Linked DNA regions of Homo sapiens: all the other regions are linked to region 1. Evidence: chromatin loops called from intact Hi-C (ENCODE). Cell type or tissue: Calu3. All regions are shown on one strand.

Region 1 (2,500 bases):
CCTAATGCTATCCCTCCCCACTCCCCCGACCCCACAACGGCCCCGGTGTGTGATGTTCCCCTCCTCTGTCCAAGTGTTCTCATTGTTCAACTCCCACCTATGAGTGAGAACATGCGGTGTTTGGTTTTTTTGTCCTCGCAGCAAATTACCCAGTTCTTTGGAGAGTCTTATCTCCTAAATGAACAGGACTCAGACCACAGGAGTCCTCCTGCAGCATTTAGTGATGTCAACACTGGATGCAAACCCAACACCGGGAGCCCACAGCTCTTTGCTTCAGAGATGAGTAATACTGGCTGAGTCATTGTTTCTATCTGCCTTTTCAATGCTCTCTCCAAAAAGTATCTCGTAATAGACAATCTCTGAGCTCACTGCTTACTGTAATACTTCTTATGTAATAATGCTGGTGGTGAGCAATCTCCTGTAGTATTCCATGACAGCAACACTGACTGTGCTGTGTTAACCTCGATTAATGTTATTATTTGTACACCATAAGGGTACGTTTTGTTTTTCTATTATCTCTTATATTTAGACTGGGAGGCATTGTTCTGTCATCCTTGTTTTATTTTAAGAAATCGAACCATAAGGAGGTTAAGCAATTTCTTCAAATTCATGTAGCTTGTGAACTTTGAGCCTGTGCTTCCTGTTCATTGAGTCACATTATCTCAATTTAAAATTGGCTGCGTTTTAAGTAAAGAAAATTTAAATTAAAAAAAAAGAAGAAGAAAGAAAGCAAGCCATCCAGAGAAGCAGTGCACAGTGGTAATAATGTGCTAATGTGCTGATGGAGTTCAGGACAAGCTGCCCCAAAGTACGGCACCTTGGCATTTGAGAAAACAGCAGAAGCAGGAAGGTCACCCTCGCCTTCTCCTGCTCTTCTCCCCTAAAGCAGGTCCTAAAACCTAGGAAGAATTTTCTGACCCTCCTCTGAAGGAGATCACAAGACCCTCATGTGAACTGTGCCCTCCCAATACTGGTAGGAAAGAACATCCTTATTTCTGAAGAAAAAGGGTCACAGAGAAGAATCTGAACAAACAGTCCATGCTAAGTACCCTCCCACACACAGTTTATTACCATTAAATCATACTTTTTTTTTACCCAATCATACTTCTTCATAACTATCCACTTCTTCATCAAAAATCTACCATAAAAATACACCAGCTTTCTCATTTCTTCAGGCCTTCATTTCCTTTAAAGACTCCTGTGTCATGTTAAACTTCCAATAACTAAGTGTGTATATGTTTTCCACTCATTAATTTATCTTTTGTTACAGGGGCCTCATCCATGAACCTAGTGATGGATGAGAAAAATATATTTTTCTTCCCCTACAGTGCATACAGGCTTTGGATTCTGAGTCATTCAGTCAACAAATGCTTATTGAACACGGGCTGTGTGCCAGGCATGCAGTAAAGCAGGAAGGAAAGACCCTTGCTGTCATGGGGTCCATACACTTGAGTCTGGGGTTAGAAATGGGGAGAAACAGACAAACTGAAACACAGTATAAACACATAGATAAGAGAGAAATAAACAAGGAATGCCAGATGGCTGTAAAGGCAATGTTGGGCACCACTGTGGTGTGATATGATGGAGAATGACCTAGTGGTTGCCATCTGAGGGTGCTTGCCACAAACAGCCTTGAAGGAAAGCCCTGATTTTCTATCTTATCTTTATAAACACTTCGAAATTCAAACGCCATTAAACTGATTTTAAAATGGACCTGTGTCTTATTTATTTATGTCAGCCACAGTCATAACAAGGAAGTAGGGGTGCGGGGTGGGGAGGGGGGGAACAGGGGAGAATGTTCTAAGCAAAGGGAGCAGCAAGTGTAGCAGAGGTGACAGACAGGCTGAGCTCCAGACTCAGCTCTAACCCTCTCTGGTTGAATGACTTCAAGCATGTTACCAACATACCTAGGTCCTTTGTGAAAGGCCCTTTAAAAGAGAGACAATTTCTAACTCATAGGAACTTACGTAAATTAAATGACACCAGCACATAGCAGTTACTCATAAAAGGTAGTTGATTTCCTACCTTATCTTGATAAATCCTTTAAGATTCAAAGACCATTAAACTCTGATTTAGAAATTGTCCTATGTCTTATTTATTTATTTATTTATCTTCCTGAGCAGGGGGCAGCTATAAGAGCAGCAGGAAATGTGAAATCAGAGATGATCTAGGTTATGAGTTCTTGGAAATCAGGGATAAATTTATTTATAGGAGGAAACAAACAAGATGCCATTCTTTTGGGGACAAGGGTGACTTCTCCATTAGATGCAGTACGATAGTGCCTAGGACCCACGATCCTTTGCAGAAAAGGGGAGCTCCACAAAAATCTTCTAATTTCTTTAAGATTAGCAGAAAATAAAAAAGAATTCTTAGGTGTATTTTAATATAGAACATCATAAGTTTGTCTTTATAGCAGCACACTCGTAAACTTTCATTTTTAATGTTACCTTATGGAGACAGGACCTCCAAAGACAAAGTCCCTAGGCCTTACAAAATCCGT
Region 2 (2,500 bases), 180 kb before region 1:
GCATACTGAAAAAGATAAACTCTGGAAAGATTTATCAGGTAGAATAAAAAATCAGAAATGAAATATAATCAGATTGTGCAACAGGATTATAGTCAATAATAATTCAACTGTACATTTCAAAATAACTAAAAGAGTATAATTGGATTGTTTGAAATACAAAGGATAAAGGCTTAGGGGATGGATACCTCATTTTTCATGATGGTATTATTACACTGTGCCTGTCTGTACCAAAATATCTCATGTGCCCCATAAATATATACCTCTACGATATATGCAAATAAACTAAAAATCAAAAAAATTTTAAACAAATATAACTAGAGAACTATAGATTTTAAAATCCTATAGAAAATATTTTATAAAATGTGAATATATTTTACTATATGTGAAAACCTTGATAATGTATATTTTAGAAAGTATAAATTATCATATTTAACCCAAGAAGAATTAGAATTCTAAATAGTCCTTCAAGAATTTGAAAATGCTGACAAAGAACTACTCTAATATTTAACATAATCCCAATAAAAATTTCAATGAGATCTCCTGGAGAACTTGAAAGATAATCCTGCTGATCACTTAGAAGAAAAAAAAAAAACAAGAATAACCCAGATCTTTTTTTCATTAAAGATGAATAATGAGAGAGAAATTATCCTACTGGTTAAAGTATATTATAAAACTATAGTAATTAAAACTTAGTGGCACTGTGGAAAAACAGTGGATTGGATCTATGGATTGGAGTGGAAAATCTATACATAGATCAAACATATATATATATATATACACACACACACACACACATACTTCCACTTCGACTGTAGAAAGCCATAAGTTAATATCACTCCAAACTTAACGATAAGAAAAAAACAGATGACCTACAAAATCATACCTTCTCTGGAGCTGAGCAATCTAGGCACTAAGTGAACTAAATTCCAAGGAGACGTAAACCCTCCCAAGCACAGACAAGGCATATAACTATTTCATCTTCGACAGAGCACGAGAAAAAGAAGTAGGCAGCATACAAGCAAGTAAGGAGAAATCAACTAAAATTTTAAGAAATTCATTAAGGCCAAGCATGGACTAGACTGTCAGTATAGAATAGCCGGGAACTCCAGACTCATAGAAGTGTGGGCTCCCTGGCTACCTTGCTTTCCCACAAGAAAGCCTGCAGGCAGAACAAAGGAGGCAGAAGAGAAATCTCCCACCTCTACTCCGCAAAGTTAGCCGGATGATGCAGCCTGCAGGAAGTGATCAACAGCTGCTGGGGAGAGAAAACACACTTCCTATTTCCCCAGACCCTTCTCTCCTATGAAGCAGATGCCGTATCTGCCAGCAGAGGGCAGCAAACTCTCCTGCCCCAGGGTCCAGGCATACACTCATTGCTTACCGGGAGGGATGCAGGTTAAGACAAGTCTATCGCCGGGGAGGAGGTGGGAAGCCATCTTTCCCACAGGATCTAGGGAAAGAGCCACTGTTACTAGGAAAGGGGTAGATGCAAAAGATTTCTGCTCCTGGGAGAGAAAACTCACATCTACCTTCCTTTCATTCTCACATGTACCTAACTCCAGCCCTTCTGTTCTCACCAAGCAAGTTTATACTCACCTTAGCACATTTTTAAAAATTGAGCTAATACTCGCATAACAACGAACGATTTTAAAGTATACAATTCAGTGGCATTTAGTACATTCGCAATGTCCTCAACAATCACCCTTACCTGTTTCGAAAACATTTTCATCACACCTGTAGAAAACTCGATACAAATTACGCAGTCATTCTCCACCACCACCCCAGCCCCTGGCAATGATTAATCTCCTTTCTGTCTCTATGGACTAATCTATTCCAGATAGTTCATATAAAAGGAATCACACAATATGTATGTGACTGGCTTCTTTTGTGACTGGCTTCTTTCACTTAACCTAATGTTTTCAAGGTTCATCCAAGTCATAGTTTCATGTGTGTCCGTGTGAAGAGACCACCAAACAGGTTTTGTGTGAGCAGCATGGCTGTTTATTTCACCTGGGTGCAGGTGGGCTGAGTCCGAAAAGAGTCAGCGAAGGGAGATGGATTATCATTAGTTCTTACAGGTTTTGGGATGGGCGGTGAAGTTAAGAGCAATGTTTTGTGGGCAGGGGTGGATCTCACAAAGTACATTCTCAAGGGTGGGGAGAATTACAAAGAACCTTCTTAAGGGTGGGAAGATTACAAACTACATTGATCAGTTAGGGTGGGGCAGGAACAAATCACAATGGTGGAATGTCATCAGTTCAGGCTATTTTTACTTCTTTTGTGGATCTTCAGTTACTTCAGGCCATCTGGATGTATACGTGCAAGTCACAGGGGATGAGATGGCTTGGCTTGGGCTCGGAGGCCTGACATTATCATGTATCAGTCCTTCATTTGTTTTTAAGGCTGAATAATATTCCATAGCATGGATATACCACATTTTGTTTATCCATTCAACTGCTGATGGACGTTAGGGTTGTTTCCACCTTCTGGCTATTGTGAA
Region 3 (2,500 bases), 93 kb after region 1:
GAAGGAGCCAGAGTGGCCATGTGCATTTTCAGTATCTGATAGGGGATGTTGAGTTGGGGATCCCCTGGCTGGGTTTGAGTGTGATATGTTTATGGGGTTTGCAGTGACTTCTGTGTGCAGTTATCACTAGTCATCCCCAATTAATAACTTCAGGAATAGTCCTAGCACCCACAGTGCCAATTCACCCAGTGTTGAGATGTGAAGATACAAGGCCTGAAGTCATGTTGTGATAGAAAGTTGTCCCACAGTGCCCAGTACCAAAAGTTTGTGGGTGGTAAAAGAGAAAAGCTTTCTTAAATGTGTGGAGGTAAAAGCTATCGTGACTTTTTTTCTGGATTCATGATGTGTGTGGTAATTAATAGATTTTAAATAAATTATTTGTTGCTTCTTTTCTCATTCGAAATAAATATTTATTTTCATACCTTATTTATATATGTAATTGTGTATTATTTTTCCTAAAGAGTTCCAAAAACCTGGAGTCATCCTTGCCAATGACTCCAAGGGCTGGACAGAGTACCTCCTTAAAGAAACTGTGATAATCTATCATACACACTTGGTTAAATTCATATTATCAGGCCACGCACAGTGGCTCATACCTGTAGTTCCAGCACTTTGGGAGGCCAAGCCTGGCAGACTGCTTGAGCTCAGGAGTTCAAGACCAGCTTGGGCAACATGGTGAAACCCTATGTCTACTAAAAAGTACAGAAAAAATTAGCTGGGCATAGTGGCATGTGCCTGTGGTCCCAGCTACTCAGGATGTTGAGGTGGGAGAATTGCCTGAGCCCAGAAGTCGAGGCTGCAGTGAGCTGAGATCACGCCACTACACTCCATTATATCACTGGGTGATATAGTGAGACCTTGTCTCAAAAAACAAACAAACAAACAAAAAAAAACCACTCATATTATCACTTCACCTTATATATGAGGTATCAAATCCAGAAGCCCCTCCCTGTCACCTGAAATCTCTATTTGTGTTCCTCCAAGATGCCAATCTCCTAGTACCTTGAAGGATAAAACAAGGAAACAAAAATCAAGCTCAACATGATTTATTTAATCACTGGAACACATTCCATCTTCTTCCCTTAAGGCATGGAGCATTCTTTTGCACAAAAACAAGGTTTTGCTTAGTGTCCAAGTTAGTTAAATATTATTTCTCAACCTCTCTGCTTCTTTCACAGCCCATCAATATACCATATGCCAAAGGATGTTAATTAATAAAAGAATAAGTAGCTAATGGAATGTGGTATGATGTCAGGACCTATTACCACACATACTTCCTTCTGCTGTACAAAGCACTATTGAACACTGGAGTCCCAAACAGTTAAAGTCCATCAAATGAGTTAAACTAAGGTACTTTCAGTATAGGTAGGCTGTTTGCATATTTATACTTGCATAAAATTACAGCCAACTGAAGACAATTCAAGAGAAAAAAAAATCTAACAACTTTGAAAGAGTAAAGACTAGGTAAGTCTAAATCTCATATACTAAAACTTACAGAAAGTATCTGGGTATACAAAGCATTTTTTTTGTTTGTTTGTTTGTTTGTTTGTTTTTTGAGACAGAGTCTCGCTGTTGTCCAGGCTGGAGGGCAGTGGCACGATCTTGGCTCACTATACAAAGTTATTTTTAAGTGTACATGCATTATATCCATACTTCACACCATTGATGTTATGTATGTGTCAGCAACCAGTTATAAACTCACATTCTCTGAGATGCTTTGTCAACTATTAGTTTCGTCAAATTTAATCCTGTATTCAAAACCATCAGACTGAAAGCTTAACAAGACTTTACCAACACAACGTAAACAGGAAAGCTTTCCCAGAAAGTTTCCCAAACCAACAAAAGCATTTTATGGTAGCCAGTCTTGATGGTTACCACTGATCCTTCCTGGCATCCACACCTCTGGATAGTATCCTCCCACATCACAGTAGGTTTGGTCTATGTGACAAAAGAATGTGGCAGAAGTGATATGTCACTTTTGAGATTAGGTTACAAAAGACTGCCACTGGCCTTTGCTCTCTCTTGCTTGCTTGCACAAACTATCTCTCTCTCTCTTTCCCCATCCCTCATTGCTCTCCCTGGGGGGAAGCCAGCCGCCATGTTGTGAGCTACCCTATGGAGAGGTCTATGTGGTAGGGAAACTGAAGCCTCCAGCCAACAGCCAGCAAGGAACTGAAACCAACATAGCAGACAAAGGAGGTTTGACTGGTACACCCCCACAGCACCAAGCCCCAACCTCAGTAACCTATCATGTAAAAGGCATATCTCTGTGACCTCACAGAGATGAGAAAAGCCTGTGTGTATGCTTGAAACTGAAAGAGTCACATGCTGAAGAAATAATCACCTCCCTTGTTCAACCAAAACACAAACAAGTGCACTTAGAGGCCATGAGAATGGGGTAGAGTGCAAACAGAACTATCAATGGTTTTTTTCTTTTTCAGTTTCAAGCTCATCATGTCTTCCTAATCCCAGAGAAAAGTCCAAGCTCAAGCCTCACATT
Region 4 (2,500 bases), 150 kb after region 1:
AGAGGGCAATATTCGCGTGTGAAGGGAGTGGGCCTATATCACAAGGTACATGGAGATGGCAGGAAGGCACAACCTACCCCCAAGCAGGTGGTGAGGGAACCTGGGAGCCACAGCCAACCAGGAAGGATTAGGTGATGCCATTGCTCCACAGGCTTAGCTCTGCTCTCCTCAACTCAGCAGGAGTCCTTTGCCAGTAAACCATGGAGTTGGTGGAAGGACCCGTGCTGCGGTGGCTCTCTGGGCTTTGCCTCAGTGCCCAGCCTGGCACTGAAGCTCTCTTTGAGGACCTGAATACACCTAGGACTCAGACCTCTTGGCTGAGGCCCTGATGTCTTATCTGGACATCCTCCCAGGAGCCTAAACTCTTTCTCCTACCATTATTCCCAAGAAAGAAAACTTGTATATGGTGGCGGGGATAGAGAGGGAAGGATGTTGGGTGCCAGAGCTCTGTTTCTTGACTTCTTGATTCAGAGAAAATCTGCGAATGTTCCCAAGAAATTATGTCCCACCTGTTGGTGCTACTGATAAAATGAATAATTAACTCCAGACCAGGCTTTATGCCAAATGCTTTAGCTAATCCTCACATCCTGCCTGTGAGGGAGGTAATTTTTGTAGACGAGGAAATGAGGTCCAAAGTAGTCACGACTTACCCAAGGGCCTACAATGGGAAGAGGGGAAGAGCCAACAATCAAAGCTTGACAGTTTGCTCGCATGTTGTATATTGTATTTCTTTTTCTTTTTTCTTTTTTTGAGACTGAGTCTCCCTCTGTTGCCCAGGCTGGAGTGCAATGGCACAAACCTAGGCTCACTGCAACCTCTGCCTCCCAGGTTCAAGCAATTCTCCTGCCTCAGCCTCCCAAGTAGCTGGGATTACAGGCATGCTCCACCACGCCCGGCTAATTTTTCTATTTTTAGTAGAGACAGGGTTGCGCCATGTTGCCAGGCTGATCTTGAACTCCTGACCTCAGGTGATCTGCCTGCCTCGGCCTCCCAAAGTGCTGGGATTACAGGGGTGAGCCACCGCGCCTGGCCGTATATTGTATTTCTTCCAAGACTTGCTGAGTATTTTCTGCACACCTTGCAGAGCTTCCTCCTGCTTCTCTTCAGCAGAGGTCCAGCCTTGAGGAAGGTGTCACTGGGCGAGGTGGTGAAAGAATGTGATCTGATTCATGAGTTAGTACTACACAGCAGCTGGTGTGATGGGAAAACCCCCTCTCTTATAAAAGGAAGCAAAGAATTTCTCACCCGTAGTTAAAATTTCTCTTCCCACCACCCCACCTCCCTCTACTTTTGTGGTAAAATAGAGAACGGAACAAAGTCAGCACTCCAACTCTTCCTGCTATCTTGATTCAGCCAGGAAAGCATAGTAAACAGACCCAGACCTCCCAGGAACAGAGTATTGACGAGAAGAGTGGACAGAGTTAGCTGGGAACCCAGTGGGAAAAAGATTTGGATGCATCAAGAGAAATTAAAAATCAAAACAAAAGTGAGTTCTTTTGTTGTTGCTAATAGAAACAGTATCAAGATACAGATGGAAGACACCATATGGGAAAAAAATAAATAAGAAAAGCAAAGAAAGAGGGAAAATTTTAGCAACTACATCTCTTTCTCTAGTGAAATGACAACCCACTGGGTATCAGGAGAGCTGAGGGGCTGGCCTCTGCTGTGCTTCTAACAGGCTATGTGACACTGGCCAAGACACTGCCCATTTCTGGCCCTCAGTTCCAGGTTTTGTTCTGGCCACAATCAAAAGAAACCCATTCAACCAATTAATCAACCCAGTGGCACTCGCCTATTGTAAATTGTTCCTACACCTTTATGCCCATAATATACACAAAAGAAAAAGGGTAGGAAGAAAACTGTAATACCAACTCACCCGATTTCTTATGAGAAGATTGTTTCATTTCAATATCTTTATGAAATACTTTAAAAGCCATATTTATATATTCACACACACATACATACACACACATATACACATACAAATGCTTTCTCTGTAGGTTTTTAAAAATTTTGTTTGGACTGATGTTCAAAACACAATAGAGTAGGTGGATATACTATGAAATTCACATGCACTGTTTCAGTTTTGCCATCATTAAACTGTCATCAGGCAGGATACAAACAGAGCTGACCAAGCATGTGGGCTTGTAGAAAATAATGCATATTTCACTTCCAGGAGGAGCTCAAGTCGTTTCCTGCAGATGAAACAATAACTTGAGGACTTTTCTTACCCTTTTTCCTCTTTCTGGAAGTTAGTAAATAACATAAGCCCAGTCATAAAATCTGAGATTATGTTTTCAGAATACTTTCTCTCTTAGCTAATGAGACTATCGCCTACATTTTAAAATGTTAAATACACTCAGTGTAAAGGAGACAAACGTAATTGTGTCATCTCGTACCAAAATTTGTCTTCTATAGTTACAGGGAATGGTGAAAGTTCTCTGAACATTCTGTTGTAAATTTTTGATAGAAGTAGAAAACTTAAACATGGTAGCTACGT

The links. Peaks named below come from ENCODE experiments on the same cell type or tissue, not always from the same donor. Only the 100,000 strongest peaks of a DNase experiment are listed, where the experiment ranks them.
Region 2: it touches region 1 in a loop (5-fold over the local background); 5 of 110 quality-filtered maps call a loop at or near these places.
Region 3: a loop joins it to region 1, with 4 times the contacts of the local background. A loop is called at or near these places in 2 of 110 quality-filtered maps.
Region 4: a loop joins it to region 1, with 2.2 times the contacts of the local background. A loop is called at or near these places in 2 of 110 quality-filtered maps.

What each region holds. Positions count from the first base shown.
Region 1 is chr5:116,764,529-116,767,028 of GRCh38, reverse strand. It overlaps LOC105379133 (a long non-coding RNA gene), which reads right to left. Exons shown (of 4, transcript XR_948689.3): 1 at 2,448-2,500. Among named protein-coding and RNA genes, the nearest start is that of LINC02214, 3.6 kb to the right of the region's middle. RefSeq lists an enhancer at 2,464-2,500. In Calu3, no CTCF peak of the experiment used is centred here; DNase peaks (open chromatin) are centred at 248 and 1,388.
Region 2 is chr5:116,946,933-116,949,432 of GRCh38, reverse strand. All of the region lies in intron 1 of LOC105379137 (a long non-coding RNA gene), which reads left to right. Among named protein-coding and RNA genes, the nearest start is that of LINC02214, 190 kb to the right of the region's middle. In Calu3, a CTCF peak has its summit at 1,344 (motif pointing right); a DNase peak (open chromatin) is centred at 1,332.
Region 3 is chr5:116,671,126-116,673,625 of GRCh38, reverse strand. No RefSeq gene overlaps it. Among named protein-coding and RNA genes, the nearest start is that of LINC02214, 90 kb to the left of the region's middle. In Calu3, no CTCF peak of the experiment used is centred here; a DNase peak (open chromatin) is centred at 1,254.
Region 4 is chr5:116,612,822-116,615,321 of GRCh38, reverse strand. No RefSeq gene overlaps it. Among named protein-coding and RNA genes, the nearest start is that of SEMA6A, 39 kb to the right of the region's middle. In Calu3, no CTCF peak of the experiment used is centred here; DNase peaks (open chromatin) are centred at 621 and 1,141.